2 separate regions of the Homo sapiens genome follow, and region 2 is linked to region 1. The links are chromatin contacts, found by Hi-C or POLR2A ChIA-PET in ENCODE. All regions are on one chromosome and are shown on one strand. Each heading gives the region's core, a stretch centred on a gene start or an enhancer-like site at or near the end of the contact. The rest is flanking DNA. Distances are from core to core; before and after follow the strand shown. Region 1 overlaps NUP62 (nucleoporin 62). Region 2 overlaps VRK3 (VRK serine/threonine kinase 3).

What was found. Hi-C counts contacts between places; a loop is a spot of excess contacts on that map. ChIA-PET counts read pairs that join two places held with the same protein, here RNA polymerase II (POLR2A). Pooled maps may share reads with other maps.
Region 2: a map of astrocyte of the cerebellum shows a loop between it and region 1 (5-fold over the local background). The contact joins two enhancer-like sites. A Hi-C loop is called at or near these places in 1 of 168 maps with a recorded cell type or tissue (astrocyte of the cerebellum) and 2 of 50 pooled maps. POLR2A ChIA-PET finds 5 or more read pairs at or near these places in 9 of 52 experiments (A549, GM10248, H1 and 6 more).

Annotation. Positions count from the first base shown.
Region 1 is chr19:49,909,671-49,913,824 of GRCh38, reverse strand. It overlaps NUP62 (nucleoporin 62), which reads left to right. Exons shown (of 3, transcript NM_016553.5): 3 at 3,941-4,154. The coding sequence starts at 4,018. It also overlaps a transcript of IL4I1 not described here. Among named protein-coding and RNA genes, the nearest start is that of IL4I1, 15 kb to the right of the region's middle. RefSeq lists enhancers at 554-1,405, 2,054-2,363 and a silencer at 3,371-3,450. Within about 2 kb of position 2,349, at least 4 of the 41 ENCODE cell types and tissues checked have a DNase peak (open chromatin) inside an H3K27ac peak, as active enhancers do.
Region 2 is chr19:50,002,347-50,006,629 of GRCh38, reverse strand. All of the region lies in intron 5 of VRK3 (VRK serine/threonine kinase 3), which reads left to right. Among named protein-coding and RNA genes, the nearest start is that of VRK3, 21 kb to the left of the region's middle. RefSeq lists a silencer at 2,421-2,480. Within about 2 kb of position 2,534, at least 12 of the 41 ENCODE cell types and tissues checked have a DNase peak (open chromatin) inside an H3K27ac peak, as active enhancers do.

The DNA.
Region 1 (4,154 bases), core at 1,100-3,599:
GTCTGCCAGATTCTCCCGCCTGTCACGTGGCCCACAGTCCCCAAGACCACCCTGCGGCTCAGTGATGAGCTAAGACTCACAGAGCTCAGCAAAGCTTTCTACTCACAGTCACGGTCACGGTTTATTATGGAGAAATGATACAGACTGAAAACAGCAAAGGGGAGAGATGCAAAAGCCCCAAGGGAGACCAGGCACGAGCTTCCAGCTCTCCTCTGCAGGTAGAGAGAGTCCCGCGGACAGTGCTCAGTTCTCCCTGCAACAGCGTGTGGTAACGCTTACGGAGCAGTGGCGGCCCGGGTTGTGGGGAGGACATGGCGCACCCGTGTGGCTGAACTGAGGTCTGCTGACTCCAGCCCCTCCAGAGGTCGTGCTGATACTGTATGACCCAAAGCCCCCACTCTAGGTCACAGCGTCAACATGGACTCTCTAGAGTGGCCTGGGGCCCCAGGTAAACAAAGGCGCTCTTATCTGGCAGCACATTTCAAGAACATAGAGATTCTCCTGGAGCTGGTCAAGGGCCATTTTCTCTCTTTGGAATGTGCAGATTTGAACAGCCCAGGCTTGCCAAGTCACTCCTTCACACATAAACATCTCCCTTCAGAAGCACCAGATCACTTAGCACCCAGAGGCATGTCTGCTGTGTGGGCCTCCCTGTCTTCACACAGGCCTTTCCTCCCGCGTGGACGGCGCCTCTCCCCCGCCATCCTTTCCCTGGCTGATGCTGCATCTGCAACGCTCAGCTTCTCCCTGGAACCTGCTCCCACAGCATGTGGCCCGGCCCTGTGCCTGCCCTGAGCCCTGGTTGTAGAGCTGACATTTGACTCTGGCTGCCTTGAGGGCAGGGACCGTGGCTTAACCAGCCACTCTGGGCTTCACTTTCCTCATTTGTCAAGTGGATCTGCCCCAAAGTTTGCTTTGAGGAAACGGTGAGTAATGGTAGGTCTCCTTTCTTTCTTTTTTAGATGGGGTCTCACTCTGTTGCCCAGGCTGGAGTGAGTGGCACAATCACAGCTCACTGCAGCCTCCACCTCCCTGGGCTCCAGTGATCCTCCCATCTCAGCCTCCCAGGTAGCTGCGACTACAGGCGCCTGCCACCACGGCCAACTCATTTTTGTGTTTTTTGTGTAGAGACAGCATCTCGCTATGTTGGCCAGGCTGTTCTCGAGTTCCTGGGCTCAAGCGATCCCCCCACCTCAGCCTCCCAAAGTGCTGGGATTACAGGCGTGAGCCACCTCACCTGGCCATATCTAAACTGCGTGGATCAGGGCTGGATCAGTATGGGTTCACCATTGTGAATAGATCCCTGGCACCTGAGTATTGGAAACCAATGTGGCACTTAATAAATGGTGAACTGTTGGCCGGGCGCAGTGGCTCATGCCTGTAATCCCAACACTTTGGGAGGCCGAGGCAAGCGGATCACCTGAGGTCAGGAGTTCAAGACCAGCCTGGCCAACATGGAGAAACCCCATCTCTACTAAAAATACAAAAATTAGCCGGGCGTGGTGGCATGCGCCTGTAATCCCAGCTACTTGGAAGCTGAGGCGAGAGAATCGCTTGAACCCGGGAAGCGGAGGTTGCAGTGAGCCGAGATCATGCCATTCCACTCCAGCCTGGGCAACAGAGCGAGACTCCCGTCTCAAAAAAAAAAAAAAAAAAAAGGTGAACTGTTAAGCCAGACAAGTCCCCATAGAAGATTGTTTTCCTTGTAGTTTTTTCATAGTTGCAAAGAGCTTTTTATAAATGCTCTTCTTGGAAATTTTAGCTACAACTTATTAATAGCAAAAGCTTTTTTAAGCTGAGTTCTTGAGAACTGAGATGTGTAGGTGTAGCTGCTCAGATGCCTTTAGCTGCCAGTAACAACACACCGGCTTGAGGTGGCTCAGCAGTGAGGACTTTTGTTCTGTCCCACAACGGGAGGAATGGATGTAGGCCGGGCCAGGCCCCAGCAGTCCTGGGGGCTCAGGCACTTGCCGTGGCCTCTTGAAGAGACCTTTCTCAGAATCCCCCAGGAAAGCTTTATGAAAATGCCAGGGCCACAGCATCCCAGCCCCGGAGAGACTGGCTTAGTGGAGCTAACAGCCTTGTGTATTTTGAATGCTCCCAGTCAGTAGTGATGGACGCCCATTGAGATCTACTGGCTTAGACAAGGCAGAGCGTGTGCAGCTGGCCCTGGGGTCATCTCCCCAGGCTTGCTTGGCTGTGTGGAGAAGGAGGAGCAGACGAAACAAAACTTAGGGGCCTGTGAGGAAGCAGAAGGGTGCAGTGGAAGGGGTGGGGGTAGTGAGATAGGTTGCCTCTTACTCAAGCTGGAAGGGGATTTCCTGAGGACAGACACCAAGCAATTTAAAAACTGGCCTGGAGAGAGGGAAGAGGAAACAGACCTCGTGGGTGTTTCTCTGGGTCAGGCACTTGGCTTCTCAGTCTTGACTTTGATTATTCTTTTGTTTTTTTGAGACAGGGCCTCCCTCTTTCCATTTCCAGCTTTTAGAGCTGCTTCTGCCTTCCTTGGCTCCTGGCTTTCTCACATCTTCAGATTCCAAAGCGCATCACTCCAGTCTGCTCGTGTCACCACAAGCTTTCTTCCCTTCTCCAGTCAGTCAAATCCGTCTTCTAAGGATACTGCTGATCATCTTTAGGGCTCACGCCTGTAGTCCTGGCACTTTGAGAGGACAAAGAGGGAGGATCGCTTGAGCCCAGGAGTTGAAGACCAGGGCAACAGAGTGAGATCCCATTTCCACAAAAAATAAAAAAGATTATCCACGCATGGTGGCATGCACCTGTAGTCCTAGCTACTCTGGGAGGCTGAGGTGGGAGGATCACTTGGGTCCAGGAGGTTGAGGCTGCAGTGAGTTGTGATCATGTCACTGCATTCCAGCTAGTATGACAGAAAAAAACCCTTTCCCAAAAGAAAAAGAAACCACCCCTATTCAGCACTCCCTCTCACCCTTTCCTCACCAGGTAACCTTTGACCTTCCTGCTGATAGATGGCACCACTGGGAGATTTTTCAGTTAGACATTACCAAAATCAAGTCAGTTTGAACTGAATGGAAATACTGTGGCCCATGGGTCTTCTGGGGTGCTCTTTATCCCTCCCCCACCCCCACCCCCACCCATCTCTGGTGGGGCTCATGGTCTCCCGTGATGTCCCAGTGTCTGCAGATGGTTGAGAAGGTGTCCAAGGGAGGCCCAGGTGCAATCCTCCACACCACACCTACAGGTGAAGGAGGCAGCTGCCTTCCAAGCCTGGAGAAAACCCCAGGGGAGGCTCCGATTGCCTGGCTCAGGTCTCAGTTTATCCTTGAGCCAATCACTGCAGCCAGGGGCATCTGTGCTCTGAGCACATGGGTTTCAGACCCTCCCCTGAGTTAGGAGGAGGAGTTCCAGTGTCCTCTCCTGCTCTTAGAGAGTGCAGGTGTGGGCCTGGGGGGCCTTCAGCAACCCAGACCCTGCCATCCAGCCTGGGTTCCCGGCCCCATCTCTCTCTCTGAGGTCCAGAGAGGCCCTCAGGGTGGCAAGAGCTGATCCGCTCACACCCTGCTAGAGTCAGCCAGGGAACCTCACTGGGTCCCACGCTGGGAGCAGGTCCTACAGCTGTTCTTGTGTGTCCTAGTCCCGCTTGTGGCAGTGCCTCAAATCTGATCTCCTCAGGCTGAGGTGGGTCCAAGGTCCTGTTCTCCCGCCTCGTCCTCCACAGAGTGGGAGCTTTCCACTGGGCTGAACATGGCCACGCACGTCCCTAGCACCCCGGCTCCTCGTACCTGACCCCTGGGGCGTGCTTTTGTGCTTCTGGATCCTTCTCGATGTAGCAGAGCCTAGTTTAGGTTACACAGCATGCATCATTATCCCATCCCACCACCCTCCAAACCGACTGTGCCCAGTCATGCCACTGAGCTTGCCTTTCCAAAACTGCCATCTGACAATGTCACTTCCTCTGCTTTAGAAATCTTCCCAAGGCTGCAGACACCGACGGATTTGCTTTGGGAGCCAGAGTAGCTGCCGCCACCAGAGTCCGGAGCCATGAGCGGGTTTAATTTTGGAGGCACTGGGGCCCCTACAGGCGGGTTCACGTTTGGCACTGCAAAGACGGCAACAACCACACCTGCTACAGGGTTTTCTTTCTCCACCTCTGGCACTGGAGGGTTTAATTTTGGGGC
Region 2 (4,283 bases), core at 1,285-3,784, 93 kb before region 1:
GCCGAGACAGGCGGATCACGAGGTCAGGAGATCGAGACCATCCTGGCTAACGCGGTGAAACCCTGTCTCTACTAAAAATACAAAAAATTAGCCGGGTGTGGTGGCTGGCACCTGTAGTCCCAGCTACTTGGGAGGCTGAGGCAGGAGAATGGCGTGAACCCGGGAGGCAGAGCTTGCAGTGAGCCGAGGTTGCACCACTGCACTCCATCCTGGGTGACAGAGCGAGACTCCGTCTCAAAAAAAAAAATTATTCAGTGAGACTCCATGTCAAACAAAAAGTTATTCTTTTATTATTATTATTTATTATTTTTTATTTTTTTGAGAGAGAGTCTTGCTCTGTCACCCAGGCTGGAGTGCAGTGGCACGATCTCGGCTTTTAACAACCTCCACCTCCTAGGTTCAAGCGATTCTCCTGCCTCAGCCTCTCAAGTAGCTGAGATTACAAGCGCATGCCACCACACCGGGCTAAATTTTTTTATTTTTTTATTTTTATTTTTTGTATTTTTAGTAGAGACAGGGTGTTACCATGTTGGCCAGGCTGGTCTCGAACAGCTGACCTCAAGTGATCCACCTACCTCAGCCTCCCAAAGTGCTGGGATTACAGGCATGAGCCACCACGAAAATTCATTCTTTTAAAGGGTGCAACTGAGTGGCCTTCAGGATATTCAGAGTGTTATGCAACCATCGTCACTATCTAATTCCAGGACGTTTCTGTCACCCCAAAAAGAAACCCAGTAGTTCTGAGCCATCACTCTGATTCTTCCCCCAGTCCACTGGCAGCCACTAACCGCCTTTCTCCCTCCGTGGATTTGCCCCTTCTGGGTGTTCACAGAAGTGGAGTCCTGCGCTGTGTGGCCTCTTGTGTCTGGCATCCCTCACCCAGCGGCGTGTGCTCAAGGTGCATCCATGCTGTGGCGCGTCACTGCCGCACTCCTTTTATGGCTGCGTGATATTCTGCTGTATGGGAACACCCCATGTGGCTTAGCCACTTAGCAGCTGATGGGCGTTTGGGTAGTTTCCGCTTTGGGCTGTTATGAGTAACGCTGCCATGAATATTTGCTTACAAGTTATTTGATGGGCAGAGGTTTGCTAAATTCTCACCGCAGCCTTAGGATGTCAGTACTATCCCTATCCCCATTTTATACATGAGGAACATGGATCCCAGAGATGTGAATTATTAGGCTCTGGGCTCCAGAATCTTCCAAGTTTTCCAGGAAAAGCTTGAAACCTAGATTTCAATAGGAAATCTTTGAATTGGAAGTGCCTGCTGGCCAGACAGGCACGTAGACAATTTTGAGCCTTCCGTTGGCCATCCCTGCCTTGAAGTCTGGGCAGGTGGGCAGGACAGCTGGTGTTTCAGACAGCCCCGAATCTGAGTCCTGACTTGGCTCCGACACACTGAGGGAGCCCCAGCAAACAGCCCAGGCACTCTGTGCCTTGATGTCCTCCACTGGAAAAGTGAGATGACGCCTTGTCCCCTGTCTCCTGGGGCTGTTGGCTCAAATGATGATAGGAGATGGAGGCCAAGCACTTGGAAAACTGTACAGGGTCCTTCCCAGGCAGAGGTAGGCAGTGTTAATAACAGAGGGACAGATAGGCAGGGCCAGGAAAGGTGAGGGAGAGGGGAAAGAGTGTGACCAAGACCAAGCAGGAGCAAGAGAAAGAGGGCCGTGGCTAACACCTAGGGAGCACTCACCTGTGCCAGCACTTTTATTTTTAAGAGATGGAGTCTCGCTCCATCACCCAGGCTGGAGTGCGGTTGTGCAATCACGGCTCACTGCAGCCTCAACCTCCCAGGCTCAAGTGATTCTCCCCCCTCAGCCTCCCGAGTAGCTTGGACTACAGGCAGGCGCCACCACGCCAGGCTAATTTTTTAATTTTTTTTAAATAGAGACAGTCTCACTGTGTTGCCCAGGCTGGTCCCAAACTCCTGGGCTCAAGCGATCCTCCCGCCTCAGCCTCCTAAAGTGCTGGGATTACAGGCAGGATCCCATGCCAGACACTTTGGGAACTCTCTGTGTCTTACCCATGTAATGCTGCCAGCCACACTGTGAGATAGGCACCCATATTACCCCATCCTGCAACTGGGGTACAGAGAGAGGAAGCTACTTGCCCAAGGGCACACAGCCTGGAAGTAGTAGAGCTGGGATTTGAACGCAGGCACTCTGGCTTCTCCCAAGAAAGGGAGAGAAAGGAGAAGGAGAGGGCAGGGAGAAAGAGCGAGAAGGGATCATGATGAGAAGGAATGAGGGGCCGAGGAGCACAGAGGGAGGAGAAAGGGAGAAGGATGAAAACCAACAGTAAGAAAGAGATTGAGGTGAGAGAGCAGGGTGGGGAGAGGGCAGGAGGGCGGGGAAGGAAGAGGGAGAAGGAGAGGAAAACACACAGAGCCAGGAGCTCCTGAGAGAAGAAACCACGCTTGACCTCCCCCAGAAACCCACAGTGGAAGCACAGGAGGAGCTACTCTGGGCCAATGTGGTTTTGGTTTTCCCTTATATGACTCAGGTTGTTTGATAAAAATAGCAAACCCCAGTGCCCAGCCTGTGTGAGTCATCCATTCCTTCAGCAGTCCCTTTATTTATTTATTTTTTAAAGTAGAGACGATCTCACTATGTTGGCCAGGCTGGTCTCAAACTCTTGGCCTCAAGCCATCCTCCTGCCTCTGCCTCCCAAAGTGTTGGGATTATAGGCGTGAGCACTGTGCCCGGTTGCTCAGTGGATCCTTAAGCAGCACCTACCATTTCATGTGTCTGGCCGCGGTGCCAGCACAGACAGTGCAGGGAGAGCGGGGCTGGTGAAGGCCCTGCTGATGCGGAGCTTGCATTTGGGGACACACCACCATTGGGTGACATCGCCCCAGAGCAAATCGCCCTTTTCTTCTGCCAGTTTGCACCAGTCAAGAAGAGATGGTGGAGTTGTATGTCCCGTAATTTAAAGCAATAACAGTAAAACAACAAGAACAAGCTGAATCGTTATGGTTATTCGAGCAGTGGACACTTTACCCCACTCTCTGCGCCATGCTCTAAGCATTTTATTAACTCTTGTGTCTCTGTCCAGTACTGAACTATAATGTCATATATCCCGGGCCTCGCTGAGCTATAGGGGAGAACCACCATCCGTCATCAGTCACATGAATCCGTGCGGCTGCTCACTGCGGTGCACTTGGGAGAGCTGCCCGTGAGCAGCAGCTCAGGGTCGGGCCCACGCTGCCCTCTGCAGCTTCTGCCTTTGCAGATGAAAGGTGGGGCTTGTGTTAGTTTCCTGTGGCCGCTGTAACAAGTTACCACAGTGAGTGGTTTAACACAGCACATGCTTATTCTCCTACAGCTCTGGAGGCCAGAAGTCCAAAATCACTGGGTACGAAGTTTAGGTGTTGGCTCTGCTGATTCCTTCTGGAGGCCGGAGGGGAGAAGTCAGTCAGGGTCCCCAGCAGGGCCTGGGGAGGTGGAAGGCATGGGGCACCCTGGAGCTCAGTGGTGGGCTGGGCTGCCTCTGCTTGCCGCTTGTCGCTTGACCTTTCGAATGACAGCATGACCCTGTGCCTCAGTTTCTTCATCTGCAGAGGGGAGATGGTAATGCTACTGCCCTCACAGGGCTGCAGTCAGGAGAGTGAAATGAGTAGAGTGATGCCGGGAAAACGGCCACTGCCGTATATGTGCTTTCTGGTGTTAGGGTCAGGATGGGTCCCAGAACAGTGCTCCTGCTCCAAGTTCAGGACCAGCTGACCTTTGGGAAGGGGAGGTGCTCACCTGCCTGCATGCCACGCCCTGGTCTTCATTTGGCACATGTAGAGACTTTCCATTTGTCAGGTTTCCGGCAAGCAGAAACCTGGATCTGCCACCCTAGATCACAGAGTCTAGAGCCCTGGGCTTGTGGCCTGTCTCTGCTGGGGCCCTTGGCCAAGCCCCTTTTCCCTTCTGGCCTCCCTTGGCTCCCTCTACAATGAAAATTGCCCAGCTAGCTTTCCAGGCTGTTGGCTGCAGGGCCAGTTAGAAAAGTGAAAGAGAAAAGCTTTTTATAATCTGCAAAGCAGATTATAAAATTGTATCAAATTGCCAGCTTTTCCTGCTTGCCTCTGAGTACCGGGCACGTACGCATTGTCATTAACCTCATGGTGCCTCTGAGAGACAGGCACTGTTACTATGCCTGGGTTCCAGAGCTGGGCGGATGCTTGGTCATGATGTCACAGCCTGCTCCAGCATGATCCCCCCAGTGCTCTCCCCACAGCTGGAAAGGATTTTTCTTTCCCCGAGATGCGGGTCCTGCATACGTCTCCCTCTCTT